Linked DNA regions of Homo sapiens: region 1 is linked to region 2. Evidence: chromatin loops called from intact Hi-C (ENCODE). Cell type or tissue: B cell. All regions are shown on one strand. Each heading gives the region's core, and the rest is flanking DNA. Links, peaks and the distances in the headings are about the cores only. Region 1 overlaps MEF2C-AS1 (MEF2C antisense RNA 1). Region 2 overlaps MEF2C-AS1 (MEF2C antisense RNA 1).

Region 1 (5,392 bases), core at 275-5,274, 170 kb after region 2:
TGTCAGGGGCTACAGACTCGAGCAGGTCTACCAGATAATGAAGGCAAACTATTTCAGTTCCTGTGGGTCCAGAGTGCCTTGGCAGAGTTCTGGTTTCAAACAAATGAATAACAAATTAAAAGGTACAGTAAAATAAGGCGGTGGTTAAAATATATGAACTAAAATCAATGTAGGAGAAACGTAGTTAAAAACCCTGCATTCTCAGCAATAGCCTATGATGTATTTTGTTAATCTCTTAAAATTTATGTTAAAAGCCTTTTAACAGAAAGTCAATATATTTGGGTGGTAGAGCAAGTATATCATCCTGTACTGGTGGTTGCATTAAATACTATGCATAGGCTCCACTGTCTGTAGAAAATGAGCAGGGGTCCACCCAACGGAAGTTCCATCTCAAGGAGGTCAGACGCTTTTCCCAAAATGGACTGTGAAGCCAAGCTCAGCATTACACTCTCCTCTGCCTAGGTTCCCCACTGACGTCAACAAGAGTTCTGAAAATGAAGGGGGATCAGAATACCAGAAGCATAGCCTAATAATAGAGCAAAAACGGAGAGCAGATGGAAAATAAAGCTTCTCGAATAAAGTGTGACCTAATGTCATAAATTTGTTGGGGAAAAGAAAACAACAACAACAGCACAGCAAAAAGGTCTGTAAGCAGACTTACTGGTGTGAAAACTCTGGAATATGGCAGACTAGAAAAAACACCTAGCTACTTAGAAACCTTTCAGTAAAGGACTAAAAAGTAAACAAGAAAACATGCAAAATCAAATTTTGGATGAGTTCGAAACACCACTACTAATTGTGTGTAGGGGCAAAAAAGACACAAAAATAGAAGTAGAAAATTCTAGAAACAGGGTTTTAGCAGCTTCCTTTGCACATTATTTATGCATACACTTATTCCTTGTATCTTCAACTCACCTGGAACAATCTGCTGCCCCCACAGATGGGCAAGCTTGGAGTGACTCAGGCACAAACTTGATACATGGTGGTAAAAATGAGTTGAAAGAATGGGCCCAAAGTAAAAGATGTTAAAAAGGGTCCCAGCCACACACTAATCTCCTAGAAGGGCTCACCATTTACTCCTGCACCCTTATACCCTCGTGTGTGTGTGTGTGTGTGTGTGTGTGTGTGTGTGCGCGCGCGCGCATGCTGGCGTGCGCGCCAAAGTCTCAGTACAAACTTCCTGGGAATCTTTACTAACTGTATACATCTCAACAGAAGAGAGATTTTTAGATCTACTTAATAATTGGACTTAGAAACTTACTTTTGATATGGACAAAGAAGGTCTCAAGATGTTGAGTGAAATATAAAGAAAAATCTCAAATTCAATCCCTAAATATTTGTTTTTCTATCTGGCAATCATCAAGATGTTTTTCTATTTGATGAACACTCTGTTTTCTCAAAGAGTGGGCTGTTGGTTGGGAAAGCGGAGGAGGTGAAGTTTTAGAGTAGGGCTGCATTTTCTCTTTATTTTCATTGTTTAACCACTGATGGGATTAAGGCAGGGAAAGCTATCTTTTTTAAAATGATTTTCTTCTTTCGGTTTTTCACTCTAATGGTTCTTGGGCTTTACCTCTATCATCCCATACAAAGAAATATTGTTTCTTCAGGGTAGCCTTTCTAGGTTCTGCCTCCTCAACCTCTTTAATCTGTCTAGCCAGCATTTTTCTTTGAGTCTAATTCTTGCTCTGCCTGATCCTTTGAACTTGATATTTTAGAACCTCCCTCACACCCCGGGGAGCTCGCTCACCTCAAACTTTACCTTCATTTACCCTTTGCTCCTGACCCCGTTACTGAGAGTGAGTCTAGTTCATTCCTTGTCGAGTTTCCATGCCCGAGGCCTCCTGCCAGCACCCACCACCCCCAGGAGAAGTTATTGGGCGCTCATCTCTGCTAGGATGGTCCTCAGTCAGATAGAACACAGGGAACTATTCTAAAATAATGAACTCACAATATCGTGTAAATGCATAAAATTAGCAACATAAATATCACAGAATTTCAGGCTTTGAAGTCTCCTAGAGATCATTCACTTTACCGTGAAGAAAATTAGTACTCAAACCTGGTTGATAATCCATGATTCTTGTGGCAAGAGAGTAATACAATGTATATAAAAATGTTTTATAAACTCTATACACCATACTGTATGCATTTAAAAAATGACTATTCGTCTTCTGAGTAGTTTGTGTGAGTTACTCCTGAGATGCTGCCATTACTCAAAATGTTTTAAATCTCTTCTTTAAAATTGTCATTTGAGGCAGTTCAGATTGTCACTGTATAGTCACATCTCGTTTTTATCAATAAAGGTATTATCCAGGGCTCAGACATTCATCTCAGATTTTATCTTAAATGTCTTTGAAGGCAGAAACCATGTCTGTCTTACTCCTTGCTCCTGGTATACTGCCTGCCACTGATTATACACCTAATAATTATTTGTTCAATGAATTTTTTAATAGAAGATCAAACCAACCCTCAGAGAATGATCATTTGCTTTGATTGGTAGGAAAAGGCTCTAAAATCATTTTTCAAAGAGAATTTCCTAAATAAAATTATTTTCCAGTTGTAACATCATTGTTGGAATAAGTTCAAGGTTATTAATTAGAAGGGGACAACATTCATTGTATTTATATGTTAGTATACTGGCTGACCTGTTTGCACCATCAAATTTATTTGTATTTCACCTTACAAAGTTATGAGGCAGATTGAAACAACTTCGACAAAAAGAAACCCATAATAACAAAAACATTAATAAAAAGCACATTACTATAATCGCGTTAGATATGCACAGCAAAAAGCAGCCCACAGGGTGAGTTCCTTATGTGTGGTTAGCCAAGGAGTGACAGTAAGTAACAAGAAATAGAGAACAAATGAGACTCACCCAGTCTCAAGCATATATCTGCATGCCATCTGGCCCGTTCCTTGTTGAGTAAAAAAGTTACTTACAGCCAGTAAGAATGCAGTCATAAGGAAGCATTCTGGGGTGACTGGAGTGACGACATTCCCAGATTGATAATAAGTACACAGGAAGAGAGGCATTTGCAGGTGTCATGATAACCACATCATCACTGCTGTTGGCACTAACAGGTAAAGTCAGCTCTAAACATTCTGTGTGACATATAAAAGTGAGAACAGTCCTTCTCTAGTGGACTAATATTTTAATTTGTTTGAAGAAGAAAGATGAGCAGATGACCTAGGGGGAAGGCATAGTAATCACAAAACAGAATTGCCCACCTTTTCCACAAGTGAGTTACTCTCAGGCGAGTCTAAGAATAGTGTTTTTACAATAGTTTAAAAATGCACTAAGCGCACACAGATACACACAGAATCTAATTCACACCACAAAAGCATGAGCTTCCTCCCATATTTCAACTACTTCCAGTCTAAAGCATCTTGACCAGGAGAGGATAAGTTTATGTATTTGATGAATCCTGTTGGGCTCAGGGCTTGCATTATTAATTGCTCGGGGAACATGTTTACTTATTATTTTTACTGCTCCCTGAAACATCAGATTAAGAAATTTCAAGCAGGTCCAGCTAAAAGCATAGCAAAATGTGGCACCTCATAAAAATGAAACTTAAGAGTGTTAAAAAGAAGAAGTCGAGAATGCTGGATTTCTCACCAGGCCACCAGCTCACTCATTTGGGGCCACTCAAGTTTTGATGAGATCCACAGCATGGGTATCATCCATGATGTGTGGCATCCACAAGAACAAAAGTCACTTTTATCCCAGAAATAAGAGCTATTTAAATGTCATAGCTAAAAGAAGGAAGTGTTACTTGAATTCTGAAGTGGCTGAATATTTGAACTGAGTTTTTAGCTAAGAAGGTAATGTCAAAGACAAAGGTTCTGTTACCATCCACAGAGAATTTATGATCCAGCATTATTCCCTGAAATTCCATCCCAAGCCCTAACCCCAAGACCAGGTTTCAATACAATCTCCACGGTGCATTGGGAGTAACCTTCTGAACTGAAAACTTGATTGTATAACTATTCAGATTACAATTCTTTTCTTTTCTTTTTTTAAAATTATACTTTAAGATCTGGAATACATGTGCAGAATGTGCAGGCTTGTTACATAAGTATACACGTGCCAAGGTGGTTTGCTGCACCCATCAACCCGTCATCTACCTTAAGTATTTCTCCTAATGCTATCCCTCCCCTAGTCCTCCACCAGGTTACAAAGTCTGACTTTTAAACATAACACACAGTGATTTTTAGAAAACTGGCTCTTGTCTTTTCAACCTTATCTTCTACAGCTCCTCTATGTACATCCTGAGCTCTGGCCGTAACAAGTTGAAGTCTCCAGAATCTAGGGTTCTAGCATGTTCACTTATACAACTGTTACATAACTGTTCTCTCTGAGGAATATGCACTTCCTTCCACTTTTCTGGAAAACTACTATTCATTCAAGACACAGATTCATCTCTTTGAAGTGCTTTCTGCCATCATTCTCACTTTTACCCCAGGACCATGCAGACTCAGGTACTACTATATGCAATTCTATAAAGTATAGAGTGTTTTGAACAACATTAACTTTGCTGTTTTGACTTTGAGGGTATTTTCACCCCAATGGAATGATAACCCTGATATTTAATTCTAAAAGGACAAAGCACAAGAGTATACATTCAACTCACCTATAACTCCAGGGCTATTCTCCGGTCACTCCACAGGAAAACAAGCTGCTTGAATGAAGTGTGGCTTTAATCACTTTATTAGTTTGCTAAGGGAGCCATAACAAAATACAACAGCCTGGATGGCTTCAACAACAGAAATTTATTTTCTCACAGTTCTGGAGGTTAGGCGGCTATGTTCAAGGTTCTAGATGATTCGCTTCCTGGCTTGTAGAAGTCTTTCTTGTCTCCATGGCTTCATATGTCATCATATGGCTTTTTTTTTTTTTTACTATGCGTGTATGGTGGAGAGTGGGGGGAGATACCACTCTCTGATCGTTCCTCTTATAAAGACACTAATCCTGTCAAATCAGAGCCCACCTTTATGACCACATTTAGCCTTAATTTACATCCTTAGAGGTCTCATTTTTAAATACAGCCACACTGGGGGTTAGGCCTTCAACACATGAATTCTGAGGGACAAAACTTTTAGTTCATAACAACTACCTTATGTTCTCAAAATCTAACAAGTCCTTGTAATGACTGTAAACATTTGTGATATTATTAAATGCTATACCACATGAAGGGAGAATGAAGAAAACCGGCTAATCCATTAGTTAATCAAAAGTACTCATTTTGTGTGCACCATGTGCAAATCCCTGTTATAGAACATGTCAGTGTTATTGAGGAATCCATAATAAAATAATTTAATGGGAATTTAAACACAAAAAGTGCCAAATAAGTTGTACTAACAGTTAGCAACTATAGGATAGAACAAAAAGTATTAA
Region 2 (5,392 bases), core at 183-5,182:
GGCAATAAGAAGAAATTTGGAATCTAATATTTGTTTTATGAGCAGTAGAAAACCTGCCAATTGAAGCAATAGTCCTCTGTTACCTGCCAGAGTCATACCATGGTTGAAATGGAATAAATCTGAAGAAAACAGGAAGATGTTAATATGATAACTTGAAAAGAAAAAATACATAATAAAAATCCACTAATGTTACTTTTGTCATCTCACAACATCTCACATCTTTATATTTGAAAACACATGTCCCCATGCCCATCCATTCCCCACCCTCGCTTCCTCTTCCCTTCTCAATGTACATAACATATTCCTGTATGAGGTTTTGATTGGGCAATAGTGTGTATATTTTCTTAAAATAACAGGAAACGGCGGGGGGAGGGTGGGGGTGGAAATGCTAAGCAAGATTAATTATGATATACTCTAACATAAATTATGTTAAAGCATTGACTCTTAGGCTGTCAGGGATTTCAATTTAACTCATATTTATTTAAGTAAAACCCCCAAGCTTTTACAATTCAAAATCCACATTTCAAGTTTGGATACTATAAAATAAAAGGTATACTACACATCAATGAACAGATTAAGCTCAGAACGGTGGTGATGGTTATTGTCAGATTTCTGCTAAAAAGACAACAAATCAACAATAATATAAACCAAAATTTCTACAGAAAAGACAAATCTATAAAAAAACAGGTCCTACTTACCACTTTATAGTCTGTCTGCATTTGTGTGCATGTGGCTTGCATGTGTGTGTGTTTATGTGTGTGTGTACTTTTCTTTGCCACACATTTGCCTCTTCTCTAATTTATTTCCTCCCTTATTGTTTCTTTCCCTTTCCTCTTTTAAATATATCTTAAGGTCTTCTTCAGCAATTCCAGGCCATCTGTCCTCACCGTACTAAATAAGCATTCATGGACACATGGCTGCCTCCTCCAGACTGACAAAGGCTCTTTAGTATAGCTAAGAGAAATGACCCAACAGCAGTGGTGAAGAGGCCTAAAAATATTTAAAGTATAAAAAAATAGCAAGACCCACCAACTTTCTCTTTGCTTGACTCCCCCTTTTTCTTAAGTTTATTTCATGTTGTACCATTGGAATCTGCCCTTACAGAATGTATTTGCATAATTTCCTGCCAAATTGAATATAAGCCTATTTTTAAAGGTAAAGAATCCTTATATCAGAAAAAGAAATGAAAAAAAAAACTTTTAACTTGTTTTTAAACTATGCTTGCATATATTCCTATGTAGCACAATTGGCAAGCTTTTAAAAGACAGAAAGGTGATTGTGTGTAAGAAGCATTCCTGAAATTTCTACTTCTATAGTAGATACAAGGGGTTTGATAGATATACTGTTTTAGCAGTTTAATAAGAATGCATCCAATGAGCAAATATGCTTTTAAATAACTTATACAAATTGGAAGACAATAAGGACACACAGTTTTTTTAAAAAAGTACTCAACGTATTAAAATTTTACATAAATGACTGACTCACACCTTTTCTAGCTGACCAATCTTGGACTTTTTGCATACTCTGTAGAAAGATTTGTTTTATTCTCAATGAATAATGTTTTCTTACATAAATTTGTTGGTTTATTAAAGCATTTTATCTAATGAAAAATATTTTAATTGGATGTAAATTATCACTTTATTTTTTTCACAACAGATGCTGTGTGAATTACATGAACTTATATGAATTTCTGAGCTACTCATAAGTATTCAGAAAACTGCTAAAACCTGTTAGCTGAATAAAAGATAAGATATTCCTATTCTCTTTATGGACTAAACCTTGCATATGTAAAATTGTTAGGCTTTTTTTTCCCCTTGAAACTTAAGAAAGTATGTATAAGCAAGTGTTTCTTCATTCTTTCACCTATACTATATATGCTTACACCTATACTAAGTATAACCCAAAATGATGTCTTCTAGGACTTAAGCTACAAAATGGCTGCACACTACCTTTCATATATTTTATGTGAAACAAAAAATCTCTACTCAACATTGCTCTTCTCTATTGACCATCATAAATCTTTCTTTAGTATGCTTTCAGCTTCCCTCTCTTCATTACTAATTTGCTTTTAAAAATCTGTTTCTTAAAAACATCTACAACAAAAAAATTTGGTAAATTATATCTTTTCAATTTTAAGAAAAAATAATAATTTTAAAAATGATCTTTGAATTATGATGGCACAAACAGAGTAAATCATCTCGTTGACACAACAGAATGGAAGTCAAACATTGAAGAAATTATTATCTATGTGAAATACAAATCAAGATTTACAGTTTTACAAATGCTTTTTTGAAAATATATATTATGGTGTATATGCTTATTAAAACTGGTCTTACAAGGGTGTTTGTGTGTAGGGGTTTGAAGCAATGATGTGGGAAAGAAGGAACTGAATTTAGGTGGTGATGAATTTCATTAAGAAGTAGGTGTTCATCAGTGTGTGTCTTAAAGTGTTCAGTGTTTTTTATAGAATGTTTCCCCTCCTTCAAAAAAAATCTAGTGGGTGTTCAGTGGGTTCTTTTGTTGTTCAATCTGTTAATTAGAATTTTGCAACAAACCTTAAAAGAGGAACAAGGTATGGTAAAAAGGTCTTACTGTAAAATTCAGAAAATGTGAATGCAAAAATCAAAGTCAAAATTATAAACATGAGAGGAAAAATACCAAAAGATTTTATATAAGTTTGAAAATAAAAAGCACAGCACCCTCTGAGAATCATAAGGCTACAATTAGAAATATTTCCGGAATTTGATTGGAGAAGGAGGCAGGATCAAAGCAGCAGACTCTATAGACAGTAGATAAAATGCCCTTATATTTATGGTCTCATTTTGGCTGACAGAGAGAGAATAAATTATAGTTCTAACTCAGATTTTTCCAAATATTGGATAAATGGGTAGGAGTCAAGGACCTGCTTCATCTCTAATACATCAAGCCACTTTAAAAAGTAAGAAAAGAAAAGGGTGTGGAAAAAAAGACCAGGGAATATACACATTTAGTTCTGAGAATCAGTTCAAACCTCCTTAAATAGTATATAAGTCAAATGCAGCTGTCCAAAATGTAGAGCCATTTCTTATATATTTTTGCTCCCTTAATAAAGTTCTCCTCGGCACTTTTTAGTTTATTGTGTCAAATTCTTGATGAATTTAAATGGATAGATAATTTGAACCATACATCTCCTGTATATTTTAATTTCGCAGGAGGAAAATAATTGGTCAACTACCTGTAGACAATTATTTTGAAAATAAATATTAAATTAGTGAAGCAGCAATTGTACCCTCTGGGAAACAACATGAGATAATGGAATAATATCGATATCAAAGCTAAACAGACTTAAATTATAAATTCTTACTCTATTTCTTACCAGGTATGTGGACATTGTCACATTACCCGCCTCCCTGAGCTTCAGCCCCTCCTCTGGAATCAGGGGATAATTGCTTCATCATGGACTGATTATGAATACTAAATATGATATGTAAAGGGCCAAAAGGGGTTTGAACTTATAATGGGTGCTCAGAAAATGTAACACTCCCAACCTATGCCTACCTCGACCTGGACTACTAGAGACACATGACCAGTTTAATCACCAGAAAAATGATTCCTCAGGAATTTCCTGGAACAATCAGAAATCCTTTAGGATATTTTTAGCATTGAAGTCAACAGTCTTCTTAATAAAGGCTCTGAACAATGAAGTGGATTTTCATGTGTAAAAGATGCAGGTGGGCATGTGGGTAACTCTGGTAGGGGAGTTTTCTTTTAAAAATCCCCTGTTGAGAACCATAACTATCATGAGGTCTACAATGGTATCAAAATTATTGTTTTATTAACAAATTCTCCTTAATTCATATATACATACCATTATAAGCCACGGATTCACAGAGAATAAAATGTGAATATGGAATGTGGTCCATTCAAATAATACTTAAATTTATGATATTGTTATGGTCAAATAAATTTTAAAAATATACAGGTTTGGGCAATAGGGGAATTTTTAAAAAAAATCATTACTGAATTTTTCTGTCAATATTTGATAGTGAAAAATGAATTTAAATTATTTTAAATTGAGAAATTTATGTTAATTGTTGTAATAAATAGATAATAAATTATCCAAGTAAAATACTTTTCAAATTAATATACATGTTTAATTTTAGGAGATATTAGCTTATTTCTAGCCATTCATTTTAATCCTGTGGAATAATACATGTTTGTTTCCTTATGAATATCTTTGGAAACACTCTATATTGATATATATGATATAGAAGCAAATGCAAATATTAAATCTTGTATAAAACCATTATTTTACAGAAAAATATGATATTCTGCAAATAAAGAAATCTTTTTGAAAAAATTACACCATACCATAATGCTTCATAAAGTTAAAAAAAAAAAAACTCTGTGGCTTGAGACAAAGAATTTACTTCTGATTAGTAACATAAAGAATACACTTTGCCTCTTGGATTTTTCTGGAAGTCCTCATGGTCTTCTACCAAATACGTCTGTGTATGACTTTTGTTGTGGTTAATTCTGAAGAATGTATGAACAAATATAATTACATTATTCATCATAATTTAAAAATGGATAAATGATCATATCTAGGTGATTAAAGTGTATTTTTCTACCTTAAACATATGATCATGCATGCATGCATACACATATACCGTATTTTCTATGCATTTAACTATGCTCACAGAAACACCACTTGAATTGTTCTGGGTTGATCTCAGAAAAAAAGGCAGAGAAACACAGTAGGACTGCTTTAAAGTTACATGTTCTCTATTTCACCTATATTACAAATGGTCCATGTGGTTTTTGGAGTCTAGAAATACCTAAAGGAACTGATATCACTAGCAAAGATTCCATAAGGCTGACATGTAACTTTGCTTTCCATTTACAGCAGAAACAGCCTAAATTACCGTGGAAACAGAAGCACAATTACTTTGCCAGAATCTGTTATATAAAGTAGTAATAATCACTTTCTCTTGTTGTCAGATAGGAGAATACCACATAAGTAAAGTGGAGAGAAAGTGACTGTAGGGAAAAGAGAGGGGATGTGAAGGTACACACACACACACACACACACACACACACACAAAAGAAAATGAAAAGGGTCTGAATATTATTTTATAAAACTTTGGTTTGTTTTACAAGACAATAAATTAAAGCAATTTTTCTGAGTAGCTCAGGCAGTAAAACAGTTCATCTGAATTAGTCAAAGTGGAAATGTGAGTTTCTGTCTGAAGAACATAGTTTAACCATAAATTCATGATTCTATACTTTCTCTCTAGCCAGTCCAGAAAAAAAGTCTATCTCTTTCTGGTGAAGAGATTTGAAGCATTATCTTCTTTGTAGCATCTGATTCTGTGAAAAGTTAAGGAAAGGCATTCTTTGGATTTCTAAAAAT

What was found. Peaks named below come from ENCODE experiments on the same cell type or tissue, not always from the same donor. Only the 100,000 strongest peaks of a DNase experiment are listed, where the experiment ranks them.
Region 1: a loop joins it to region 2, with 3 times the contacts of the local background. A loop is called at or near these places in 1 of 110 quality-filtered maps.

Annotation. Positions count from the first base shown.
Region 1 is chr5:89,266,182-89,271,573 of GRCh38, reverse strand. The region is part of intron 7 of MEF2C-AS1 (MEF2C antisense RNA 1); the gene reads right to left. Among named protein-coding and RNA genes, the nearest start is that of LINC02161, 310 kb to the left of the region's middle. In B cell, for the core only: no CTCF peak of the experiment used is centred there; DNase peaks (open chromatin) are centred at 2,963 and 3,563; H3K4me3 peaks cover 2,366 bases; H3K27ac peaks cover 4,933 bases.
Region 2 is chr5:89,439,210-89,444,601 of GRCh38, reverse strand. The region is part of intron 8 of MEF2C-AS1 (MEF2C antisense RNA 1); the gene reads right to left. Among named protein-coding and RNA genes, the nearest start is that of LINC02161, 140 kb to the left of the region's middle. In B cell, for the core only: no CTCF peak of the experiment used is centred there; DNase peaks (open chromatin) are centred at 231, 734, 2,511 and 3,701; H3K4me3 peaks cover 2,553 bases; H3K27ac peaks cover 5,000 bases.